Linked DNA regions of Homo sapiens: regions 2 and 3 are each linked to region 1. The links are chromatin contacts, found by Hi-C or POLR2A ChIA-PET in ENCODE. All regions are on one chromosome and are shown on one strand. Each heading gives the region's core, a stretch centred on a gene start or an enhancer-like site at or near the end of the contact. The rest is flanking DNA. Distances are from core to core; before and after follow the strand shown.

Region 1 (3,831 bases), core at 684-3,183:
TGGCTGAAAGGGAAAACAGAACTCACCACCACCATTTCAGCCTGCACCACATGCAGAGAATGCACACATGCCAGCTGCCAGCCAGGCAGCCCTTGACCGCATCCAAGGCCCCTTCATCTAGATAGCACTGCCAAACTAAGCAGGGCTGGTTCCACTTCGGCAGAAACTGGCAGAGCAAAGAGGTAGTAGACCAGCACCCTCTGCCCCCACATTCTGGAGAGGAAAAGTCAGAGCCTCAACTGGAGTCTGTGAGCACCATGTGGTGCTGAGGAAAGATTCGGAGAACCCTGTTCAAGGAATGACTAGTTACGTGACCTTGGGCAAATCAACATCTTCATTTTAAATACTAATGGTTGAAATGAGATAAATGGGGTAAACTCAAATGGGTCTGAGCAAAGGTACAACAGCAGCACAGGGAGAAAGGTTCTTACATTATAAGGCTCTGTATAAGTGAAGAAAAACTAGTGTCACCTGGTGGCCTATTCCAGGTTACCACTCAGAAGGGGGCACTGTTTACAAACCCAGGGGTGGGGGTGGGGCCTGGTTAGACAGCAAAGTGAAAGTATGAAATTGGCACCATTTTGCCTGCAAGCTCACCTGCTCCACTGCCTCATTCCCAAAGTCCAAAGGAGCAACTTTGTTACAGTAATTAAAAGCCACCTTACTCTCCAGGAAAGAGCCTGCGGTTACATAATATTGGTCTTACGACTACAATGGCCCCCCAGGCATCTGAGAGAGGTGAAGCCCAACCCCTACCACCCCTGTCCAAGGTGCCGGTAAGCAAAGCACAGGAAGGTGTCCAGCCTAGCCCCTCCCTCCTTGGGAAAAAGCAAGGGACCTGGGCCTCCAGATAGGAGGAAGATGGCCAGAGGGCCCCAGGCCAGCAGCCTCAGTCACGAGCCAAGGCTCCTGTGAAAAGCACAAAGGGCACCCCAGGACAGCTCCCATCCTCTATTCCTGGTTTTGCAACCAAAAAAAAAGGCTAAATCTCCGAATGACACGGACCACCATCCCCACCCGCCAATACACACACACTTCTACTTCCCTCTTCGGGCTCTCCAAGTGGGCCGTATCCCTCCACTATCCCATCCTCCAGAGCGCTGCGGTCCCGAAGGGCAGCACCTGGGGAACGAGGAAGCATCCTCCTTCCCCCCGACCTCCCGCCCGCGCCGCCGGCCAGGTCCGCAGGCCCCGGCCGGTCGGCCGCCCTCCCCCACCCGGCCTGGAACAGCGCCGGAGTGACTGGGCGTCCTCGCTGCAGGAAGGACGCCCCAGAGGGTGGCGGTGGCGGCAGGAGGAGCCGCGTCACGCCCGAGCCCTCTCCACCCCCTCTTCCCCGGCCCCTGACATCAGGGGCCTCCACGCAGCGCAGAGAGACTCCCGGGGGCGGGGGCAGCGGCAGCTCCGCAGCCCGGGCCTCCAGCAGCGCCACGAGGGTGGCCGGGGCAAAGGGTGGCGCAGCCCGGGCTGCGCCGAGAGGGAGGGGCGGCGGGGGCGCGCTGCGCTGCCCGGACCGTCAACGCCAAGGGCTGCGGGGCCAGCCCTGTTCCAGGCCTTGGGGCCGGCTAAGGAGGCCGCAGGGCCACCGCGGCGAGGGCCGGGTCGTGTAGAGTCGCACGCGACGGACACAGGCCCGCCACCCGGGGGACGCCCCCACCCACCGCTCACCTTCACGGAGGCGAGTCCGCACTGGGCCCTGGGGAGGAGCGATGGCCCGAGGCAGAGCACAGGCAGGGGCGGTGTTCCCTGGGCTCCTCCTGCAGCTGCAGCAGCCGCCGCCGCCGCGGTCTCCGGCTCCCGCAGCCCGAGGCCGATCGCTCCCTGCCGCGGTCCGCCCTTGGAGTTTCGCCGGCCGCCCGCGCTCCGCCTCACGCCGCCCGCCCGCCCGCCCGCTCCGCACTGGCGCCTCACAGCTCCGCTCCGCTCTGCCGCTGAGCGCGGCCGACGCGCGGCCCCCGCTGAAATAGTGCCCCGCCCCCGCCCCCCCGCCGCGCGCGCCGCCGTCCGCGCTCCCCATTGGCTGAGCCCGCCCGGCCCCGCACTGCGGGCTTCTCCCCGCGCCGCTCTCGCCCCACATCTTGTTTCCTCCCACAATGCCTCGGGGCGGAGGGAGGGGGTGGGGAGGAGGAGCTGGAGCGGGTGGGGGAGGGAGCCGTGGCCTTAAGAAAGGAGAGGAATGCGGACCCCTCCCCCCGGGGCTGGAGAGGCCAGGCCTGAAAAGGAATAAAGAGACATGGTCCTGAGAGAGGAGGAGAGGGAAGGGTGTGGAGACCCCCAGTCCCAAGGAGAAAAAAGGGAGAGGGGGATGGAGATTTCAGACCCAGGGAACAGATGGGGCTGAGGTAGAGACCCCAACCTTAGAGAGGGGAGGAGATGAAGTCACCAGCCTCAGAGGAAAAGACAGGACACTCCCTCCTCCCGTATCTGTGAGAAAGAGAGGGACAGCCAGCCCTATGGAGAGGGAGAGGCATAGGAGCCCCAGGACTCCCTCCCCTCACCTTCCGGGAAGGTCCCTTCTTCCTCCTTTGTTCTTTGAGGCTGAAGGACCTAAACTCCCAGCTGGGCCCCCAGCCGGTATTTGTCTACAGGAGCAATGGAGACAGAGCCGAAGCAAAATTGATGGGGATGTGTCTTTGGTACGCAGGCCTCTGCTGTCCTTGCACATTTATGGCCTTGGGGTCCTGGGATGGGGGTGAGAGTGAGCGATTTCTTGTCGTCTGTCCCTGCCTGTCCAGGTAGACAAGGTTGGAGGAGAGTGAATAGAAGCCCCCAGAGGTGGTGCCTGTCAGAGCTGTGAGGAGCCTTCAAAAACCACCCATCCACACCCCTCACTTTATAAAGGAGAGAATCCAAGTACAGAGAGCCCTGCCAGATCCCGCAGGTCAGGCTTGACTTGCTTCTAGCTGAAAAGAGGTGCACCCAGGAAGCAGCCCCTCTGGAGGCTCAAGAGACTACTTCTGGGAGAGTGGGTGTGAACGTGCGCGTTGGGAGCCTGCCTGCCCTCACTCCATCCCACTCCCAGGAAAGATCCTCAGGCCTGCGGTTTTCTTTCTGGTCTGTTTTATACAGAAGTGTCTACCTCAAGGGCTGACGAGCCTTTATTGGGAACCAAGCATTTTGGCCATACAGTAGGGATTAAGAAGCTGCCGGGGATAGCTCCCACTCCCATCTTTTCCCCTTCGCCTCTCCAAACCATGGTCAGGAAGTCAGACTTGCCCTGGCCCTGGCCTGCTCTGGTTTGAAGCATCAAAAGTTAGTGTTCGTTATGTGTCAGGGGAAACCTGGAAAAATCATTCCCTCTGGTTACTGCTTTCCACAGTTCTGTCCTCTAACAACCTCAGTTGGGGGATTTCAGAGACCAGTTAAGGCCTGGGGTATCCCCTCACACTAAGGGTTTTCTGATGTCAGTCTTTGTGTTCATGAATGGGAGGCGTGGCCTCTATGGGAGGAAGGGAGGGAGACGAGGAAGGATGATTTATACACTTAGGGCTTGTGCGGGGCTAATCGCCTGGACTGCCTGGAGAAAGCGAAGCTAGTACCCCCTTTCTCCAACAGTCCTTAGTTTCCAGGCCCTTCCAGGGCCTGAAGGTCAGATCTGCCACGTATGGTTGCACAGGTCATTCACTGCGCAAGAGTATCCAACCGATGGAGCAAGCGGGTGCTAAAATACAGCCGGCACACTGCTTGCTAGCCTGTGTGTCACGGTACAAGCCAGTGTCCAACCAGAAGATGACTTCTTTCAAGTGTTCCCAAGGGTTACTATGAGCTAGCAGTGGCCCTTCAAAGGCCATGCTGCCAGGGCATAAATCCTCCCTCTCCCTGCTCCCCTTC
Region 2 (3,831 bases), core at 478-2,977, 1.1 Mb after region 1:
ACAAACAAACAAATAAATAAAACCACAACATACCACAACACATCTACCAGAATGACTAAAAAATAGTGACAATGCCAAATGGTAGTCAGGATGTGGAGAAACTGGGATTACAGGGGTGAGCCACTGCGCCCAGCCGGAAATGCCCAAAAGTTATCCTGTATGGTGTAAAAGGGGAGTAACCCTCAGTTCTGAGGGAAATCCCTGCCCCTTTCCTAGGGATACAGAAAACTCATGAATAATCCATCCTTTGTTTAGCATACAGTCAAGAAGTAACTATAAGTATACTTGACTGAGTATACTTATAGTATGGGCTCGCTGCTCTGTCTATGGAGTAGTCATTCTTTTATTCCTTTAATTCTCTAATAAACTTGATTTTAGTCGGAGGTGGTGGCTCATGCCTGTAATCCCACCACTTTGGGAGGCCAAGGCAGGCAGATTGCTGGAATTCAGGAATTCGAGACCAGCCTGGCCACCATGGAAAAACCCTATCTCTACAAAAAATACAAAAATTAGCTGGGCTTGGTGGCTCACACCTGTGGTTCCAGCTACTAGGAAGGCTGAGGTGGGAAGTCACTTGAACCCGGGAGGCAGAGTGCACCACGGCACTCCAGCCTAGGTGACAGAGCAAGACTCTAAAAAAAGAAAATCCAAAAACCCTTACTTTCAGTTAAAAAATTTTGTTTTCAATTCATCTACTGACTCCCTGGTATCTACAACTTAACTAGTCTAGTGAACTTGGGGAAGTTACTCCTTTTTTTTTTTTTAAGACAGAATCTTGCTCTATTGCCCAGGCTGGAGTGCAGTGGCACGATCCTGACTCACTGCAACCTCCACCTCTTGGGTTCAAGCGATTCTACTGCTTCAGTCTCCCGAGTAGCTGGAATTATAGGCACATGCCACCACACCCGGCTAATCTTTATATTTTTAGTAGAGTTGGGGTTTCACCATTTTGGCCAGGGTGGTCTCAGACTCCTGGTCTCAAGTGATCCGCCCACCTTGGCCTCTCAAAGTGCTGGGATTACAGGCGTCAGCCACTGCTCCTGGCCTCTAGTTACTTCTTAAACTCTCTGAACCTTGTTTTTTTTAAATCCTCTAAATAAGGATAACAGTTCATAATTCCTAACTTTTGTTATGAAAATTAAAGGAGTTAATATATATTATGTGGAGAAATGTAAATTCTAGTTCAAAAAATAGAAGAAATAATGTAAATACTGATTTATTTATCTGGTGAGAAATGCAAGGACATTTTTGTTTGGTGGTGGGTATTAAAAGGCTAAGGTATTTATATTCCACTGGATACATTTGGAAGAATGATTAACAGTGTTATTTCAAAATTTCAACATTGAGAACACACTAGGACTTACATCTTTTTCAACTCATCATGATGAAAAATTTTGTCAGCGAAATGTGTTAGGATTGTTTTATAAAAATCTTTCACGTCGATGAGCAAATATCTTAGAAGACTACTGCTGAGGAGAAATGTTATTTATCCAGAGAGTTGCCTTAATTAGGAGACCCTACATAGCGCCCAGTAGAAATGTAATAAAGGCATTTCACTTATTCCCTTCCTCAGCCCTGCCGTGAACAAAATTGAATGAAATCAACCACGCTCCGAGTTCTCGCCTAGACGCAGCCTGTAGTAGCCAGGTTTCACCACTAGGTGGCACACGCCAAAGGCTCCGGCGGGGGCGAGCCGCCCGAGCACGCCTCTCGGTGGCCCCGTGGTATCTCTCGGCTTCCGTTGAGCACCAAGCAAGATGGCAGCTTCCGAGACGGTTAGGCTACGGCTTCAATTTGATTACCCGCCGCCAGCTACCCCGCACTGTACGGCCTTCTGGCTTCTGGTCGACTTGAACAGATGCCGAGTCGTCACAGATCTCATTAGTCTCATCCGCCAGCGCTTCGGCTTCAGTTCTGGGGCCTTCCTAGGCCTCTACCTGGAGGGGGGGCTCTTGCCCCCCGCCGAGAGCGCGCGCCTTGTGAGAGACAACGACTGCCTCAGGTGCGCGGCGCAGGGAGCGGGACGGCCGGGTGGGCGGCGGGCGGGGGACGCGCCTGCGCACGCCCGGGCCTGAAGCCGCTAGACCTGGTAGTGGAGGGGATGGGGGATGGGGAAGGGGACGAGGGTTGGAGGGGGGTGGGGCTGTAAAAATGCACGTTCGCGAACCCCGGAGATCCTGATTGGTGTAGTCAACTTTGGGGCTCAGGAATCTGCATTTTATTATTATTTTTTATTATTATTTTTTTTTTTTTGAGACGGAGTCCTGCTTTGTCACCCAGGCTGGAGTACAGTGGCGCGATCTCGGTTCACTGCAACCTCCACCTCCCGGGTTCAAGCAATTTTCCTGCCTCAGCCTCCCGAGTAGCTGGGACTACAGGCGTCCGCCACCACGCCCGGCTAATTTTTGTATTTTTAGTAGAGATGGGGTTTCACCATATTGGTCAAGGTGGTCTCGAACTCCTGACCTCAGTTGATCCGCTTGCATCGGCCTCTCAAAGTGCTGGGATTGCAGGCGTGCACCACCGCATCCTGCCCCTATTATTTTTATTTTTGAGACTGAGTCTCATTCTGTCACCCAGGCTGGAGTGCAGTGGCGCGATCTCAGCTCACTGCAGCCTCCACCTCCCGGGTTCAATCGATCCTCCCACCTCAGCCTCCCGAGTAGCTGGGCTTACAGGCGGGCGCCACCATGCCCGGCTAATTTTTTGTTTGTTTGTTTGTATTTTTAGTAGAGACGGGGTTTCACCGTGTTGGCCAGGCTGGTCTTGAACTCCTGACGTTAAGTGATCCTCCCGGCTTCCCAAAGTGCTGGGATTACAGGCGTGAGCCTCCGCGCCTGGCTGGAATCTGCAGTGTAACGAGCATCCTTCCCGGGATGCTTCTGATGACAGGAGAATCAAACTTGGAAAATCCCTGATGCCTAAGGGCAGGGCCAGGCTTTCTTTCAGCCTTGATTTAGCACATCCGCGCTTAGCTAGGCACTGTGCGACTCTGTTGCGTGCCCATGGTGCAGATGTGCCGGAGACCCGGCCTTACCCATGGCGGCCTTCAGGGTCAGGTGCAGGAAGCTGACAAAGGGGAATCGTTGTGTTTTCTTCATAACCTGCTGTTGTCCAGCCTTAGTTCTCATGTGCCCAGTGTCCCCTGAGACTTCTGGTGGCGTATCATTTTGTGTCTCACCCAGACATTTTGGGATTCTCTCAAATAAGTGTCTTGAGTCCTTTTGGGCTGTAAATTGGGAAACACAAAATAATCTTAAATATGCTTTTGGAAGTTAAAAAAATGATAATGAGATGAGTATCCAGGAGCAATTGTAGTGTGAATTGCTGAAATGTGGTTGAGTTGCCACAGTAAGATGATGGTATCTGATCATTCCAGTTTGGATTCATATCTTGGACTGATTTATTCAGACTTTTTTTTTTCTTTTTTAAATAAAGAGACTGGGTTTCCCATGCCCAGGCTGGAGTGCAGTGGTACGATCATAGCTTGCTGTAACCTTGACTTCCTGGGCACAGGCAATCCTCCCACCTCAGCCTCCCGAGTAGTTGGGACTTCAGGCCAGGCAACCACGCCTGGCTAATTTTTGTATTTGTTGTAGAGACAGGGTTTCGCCATGTTGCCCAGGCTGGTCTCGAATCCCTGGGCTCAAGCTGTCCTCTCACCTCAGCCCCCCAAAGCACTGGGATTACAGGCGTAAGCCACTGTGCCAGCCTTCCTTCCCCCACCCCCTTTAAGCTTCAGCTACAGTGAATTAATTCCAGAGTTGTGAACCAGGCTATTTTCTCTTGCTGCCCTTTGTCGTTGAATATTCCTTACCCTCAAGCATGTCA
Region 3 (3,831 bases), core at 394-2,893, 1.1 Mb before region 1:
ATCTCTTTTGCACTTCTATAGCACTTTATACACATCTTTATTATAAAATGTATTACATTTCATTGTAATTTTTGCTTGTATGTTTGTCATCCTGCTGGACTGTGAGCTTTTCAAGGGTGTGACAAATTTCATTCATCTTTGTTTTCCCAGCATCTAGAATACAGCAGGAGCTAAATAATGTTTCATTCAATAAAGAATGAAAAGAAGCATTCCTGCTAAGTGTTAGCTAGCAAGTGTTATTTTAGTTAAGGAATATATTCTAATATTGTCAAATTCTCTTGGTTAGGGAGGTTTTTACTTCTTCATATCATACCACATCTTCATATGGCTAAAAGATGGGTCTAAAGCTATTTTCCAATAGGAAGATGCAATAAATAATACAGTAAGAATTACAGTCTTTTGCAGGAGTTGGCGCTGCTGCTTCTGTGAAAACTCCACCCAATGATATGAAAAGTTCTTTGCGGCCGAGCGTGGTGGCTCACGCCTGTAATCCCAGCACTTTGGGAGGCTGAGGCTGGTGGATCACGAGGTCAGGAAATCGAGACCATCCTGGCCAAGAGGGTGAAACCCCGTCTCTACTAAAAATACAAAAATTAGCCGGGCGTGCTGGCGTGCGCCTGTACTCCCAGCTACTCAGGAGGCTGAGGTTGTAGTGGGCCGAGATTGTGCCACTGTACTCCAGCCTAGGCGACAGAGCGAGACTCCGTCACAAAAAAAGAAAAAAAAAAAAAAGAAAGAAAGAGAAGAAAAGTTCTTTGTTCTGGGGTACTTTCAAAGCTGTAGCAGCAACGGAAATGACTGTTGCATTTCATTGCCATCTTCCTAAAACACATTTTTATGGAAGTCTCTTGCGCTCCTCCACAAATAGCCTTCAATTACTTAATTTCCATTAGCAGTCCAATTGATTCTTCTTGAACACCCATAGCACTATTTCTGGGTACTTGCTTTTTTTAAATTTTATGTTTTATGCTTTTTTTTTTTTAAGCATTGCTGTTTTTGTTCTGTCTTGTTTTTCCAAAGAGACTGCAGCTCCCTAAAGTCTCATCCCGCACAGTATTAGGCACTCAGTAAACAGGACACGCATTTAAAATTGACACTCTAACAGCATGCCAGACAATATCGAGTAACATAGTAATATTCCCAGTCAAGAAATGTACCAACTTAAACTTTAATGTGCATAGAAATCACTCAGGGAAATCTTGTTAAAATGTATATTCTGATTTAGTAAATTTGGGTGGAGTCCGATAATTTGCATTTGTAACAAGCAAACAAGAGATGCGGATGCCGCTGATCTGTGGACTTGCATTGAGCAGCAAATATGTAAAGAAATGTTCAAAAGGAAGGCAGATGCTTTGCTCCAAAACGTATCTTGCGAAGTGTTAATTAAATAGAAGTATGGTTAAGATGAAGCCAGGCCGAGCACTTCTTCCCCAGCCCCAAACCTCCCCTTCCTCCTTTCCATTTCCCCTTCGTGTCCAGCCAAAGTCCCCACCTCCCTAAACCATAAAAACACAAGCAGCAACAGGCCCAGCTACTCAAGACGCGAGCTCAGATAACAAAGAAATAATCGTTCCTGCACTTACTAGTCTAAGAGCCGGGGGAGTCGATGGAGTCCGGGCTGTGGCCTCTCCCACGCCATAAAGAAAAATTCAAAATTAAATCCTTGTCAGGGAGAGGCCAATCGTAGACACGGTCTCTGCACGATTCGCTCTTCGGATGGTGTAGGAGCACAGCCCGGCTTGTGATTGGCTGAGATAGCACAGAGCTCCAGCCAATCAGAGCTGAGGCGCTTCTGGTATGAATAAGGAGAAGGCGGGAGAGAAGGGGAAGGAAAGCCGGAGGGGAAAGAAGGTGTGTTACGTCCCCTCTGCTGTCGGTGGAAGCTCTGGTGTGATTGGTTGGCTCTTCTTCCAATTGCACCAATCTCAAGCTCTTCTCTGCAGAGCCCTAACTACAAAATTGAAAGTAGAGAGGAGGGGGCAGCCAATGGAAAAAAAAATTTGCACAGCAGCCAATCCTCCTGCGGCGTTTTGTGCCTTTGCCCAACAGGAAAATGTGTCTCATGCAGAGGGGCGTTACCCAGTCTCCAATGGGCGGGAGCCGGTGGAACGGAGGAGCCAATGAGTGCGAGATGTTGAGTGACAGCTGTCCAATGGAGGCCCTCCGTGCTAGTACGGCTTGCGGCTTAAGCGCCGCCGCGGTCTGCGGAATGTCAACTATTCAACATGGAGGCGGAGGTCGATAAGCTGGAACTGATGGTGAGTGCAAAGTGAAGGAGATCTACTGGGTAGTTTATTTTTCCCCCATGGCCTCGGAGGTGGGGCACAATTTGGAGTCGCCGGAAACTCCGGGCGGCGGAGGCTGGACCAGAGTCGAGTTCCCTCCTCCTGCACCAAAGGGAGCCGCCACCGTCTGGTGTCTAAACCGCCTCGGGTAAGGGGTTACATCCGGGAAACTCGTCAGGGAAATGGCGGGAGATGCTGAGGGTGCGGGGCCTTTGGAATTCCTTGTTCCTTGCCCTCACCTTTACACCCCTTACGAAACTGCGCCGGGTGCAGACCGCATTCTGTGTTTGTACCAAAAAAGATGTGAATGGAACGGTCCCTAAGCGTCCCAAGAAGGGAGAGGTGGTTCACACTCCAAGAAAGGGGAACGGAGGGTGGGGTGGGGAATAAACTGACGGGGGCGAGGAGAAATCCCTGTAGGGCCAACCCGCTCACGTTCTAAAAGGCGGGCCGAGAAAGTCTGAGAAAGGATGCTAGACTTGTATGCACAACTTCCTAACGGCCAAGGAACCCGTTTCTGTTTGATCCGGAGGTGGCAAACCGTGGGTGAGGGAAGAGGTGTGAGCGAAGGGGATCGTAACCACGAGCTCCGCTCCCGGAGCGCGGGCGGGATTGAGACAGGAAAGGCATCCTGCTCTGGAGTTGTGCACTTTCATTCATCTGTGAAAGTAGAAAACGGGGGCGAAGAATTGGAAAGCACTCCCGTTGTTGCTGGCGTGTTTGGCCTGCTCGGGGGGCGCCCAGCTGGGGGGCTGTCCTAGTTTTCTTTAAGGATCCGTCCCTCACTTGTTCTCTTTATTCCCTCCCTCCCATCCTTAGATTACCAGCTTGATCGCCCGCGCTTTTTTCCTCTTAGTGTCCTTGTTCTGTCTTCAGCCCTTTTCGTTCAGCATTATCTTTTTTTTCTTTTCTTTTCTTTTTTTTTTTTTTTCCCAGGTTGGGCTGCTTTCCTTAAAAACCTGGACTTTGGAGGAAGCGCCTGCCACTGAGCTCCTGTCTTTTTTTGTTTGTTTGCTTGTCTGTTAAATACGATTGGCCGGGCGCGGTGGCTCACGCCTGTAATCCCGGCACTTTGGGAGGCCGAGGCGGGCGGATCAAGAGGTCAAGACATTGAGACTACCCTGGCCAACATGGTGAAACTCCGTCTATACTAAAAATAAAAAAATTAGCCGGGTGTGATGGCACGCGCCTGTAGTCCCAGCTACTCGGGAGGCTGAGGCAGGAGGATCGCTTCAACCTGGGAGACGGAGGTTGCAGTGAGCCGAGATCGCGTCACTGTACTCCGGCCTTGCGACAGAGACAACGTCTCAAAAAAAAAAAAGATTAAGTTTTAAAAAAGTAAAAGACTTCTTTCTTCGTTTGTAATCCGTCCCTCCTTCCCACGCCATTCCCTGGCATTACTGCTTAGGTATCCTTTGTGCCTGCCCTGCTTTCTTCAAGCTGAATCTTGGGTCTCTAACTTCTTCCTTGGAAAGGATGGGTGGTGATCCTGGAAGAAACCTCACCCACCCCCCATTCCCACCCCAGAAAAAGTGAGGCCTTGATA

What was found. A loop is a pair of places that touch in the nucleus more often than their neighbours do. ChIA-PET counts read pairs that join two places held with the same protein, here RNA polymerase II (POLR2A). Pooled maps may share reads with other maps.
Region 2: a loop to region 1 is called in a map of gastrocnemius medialis, with 3 times the contacts of the local background. The contact joins the promoter of COIL here to the promoter of DYNLL2 in region 1. A Hi-C loop is called at or near these places in 3 of 168 maps with a recorded cell type or tissue (ascending aorta, gastrocnemius medialis and heart left ventricle) and 15 of 50 pooled maps. POLR2A ChIA-PET finds 5 or more read pairs at or near these places in 1 of 52 experiments (activated T-cell).
Region 3: a pooled map shows a loop between it and region 1 (32-fold over the local background). The contact joins the promoter of PRR11 here to the promoter of DYNLL2 in region 1. A Hi-C loop is called at or near these places in 9 of 50 pooled maps. POLR2A ChIA-PET finds 5 or more read pairs at or near these places in 2 of 52 experiments (WTC11 and endothelial cell of umbilical vein).

What each region holds. Positions count from the first base shown.
Region 1 is chr17:58,081,521-58,085,351 of GRCh38, reverse strand. DYNLL2 (dynein light chain LC8-type 2) reads right to left here and starts at 1,933. Exons shown (of 3, transcript NM_080677.3): 1 at 1,669-1,933. DYNLL2-DT (DYNLL2 divergent transcript) reads left to right here and starts at 2,148. Exons shown (of 3, transcript NR_110809.1): 1 at 2,148-2,636; 2 at 2,736-3,831. RefSeq lists silencers at 1,144-1,273, 1,314-1,733, 1,774-1,833, 1,844-2,193 and an enhancer at 1,910-2,204.
Region 2 is chr17:56,958,946-56,962,776 of GRCh38, reverse strand. It overlaps COIL (coilin), which reads left to right and starts at 1,727. Exons shown (of 7, transcript NM_004645.3): 1 at 1,727-2,002. The coding sequence starts at 1,758. It overlaps LOC105371836 (a long non-coding RNA gene), which reads right to left and starts at 1,629. Exons shown (of 4, transcript XR_934875.4): 1 at 1,365-1,629. RefSeq lists enhancers at 1,646-1,695, 1,706-1,845, 1,595-1,889 and a silencer at 2,016-2,125.
Region 3 is chr17:59,153,558-59,157,388 of GRCh38, reverse strand. It overlaps PRR11 (proline rich 11), which reads right to left and starts at 1,643. Exons shown (of 10, transcript NM_018304.4): 1 at 1,584-1,643. SKA2 (spindle and kinetochore associated complex subunit 2) reads left to right here and starts at 2,203. Exons shown (of 4, transcript NM_182620.4): 1 at 2,203-2,258. The coding sequence starts at 2,226. RefSeq lists enhancers at 1,466-1,515, 2,176-2,415.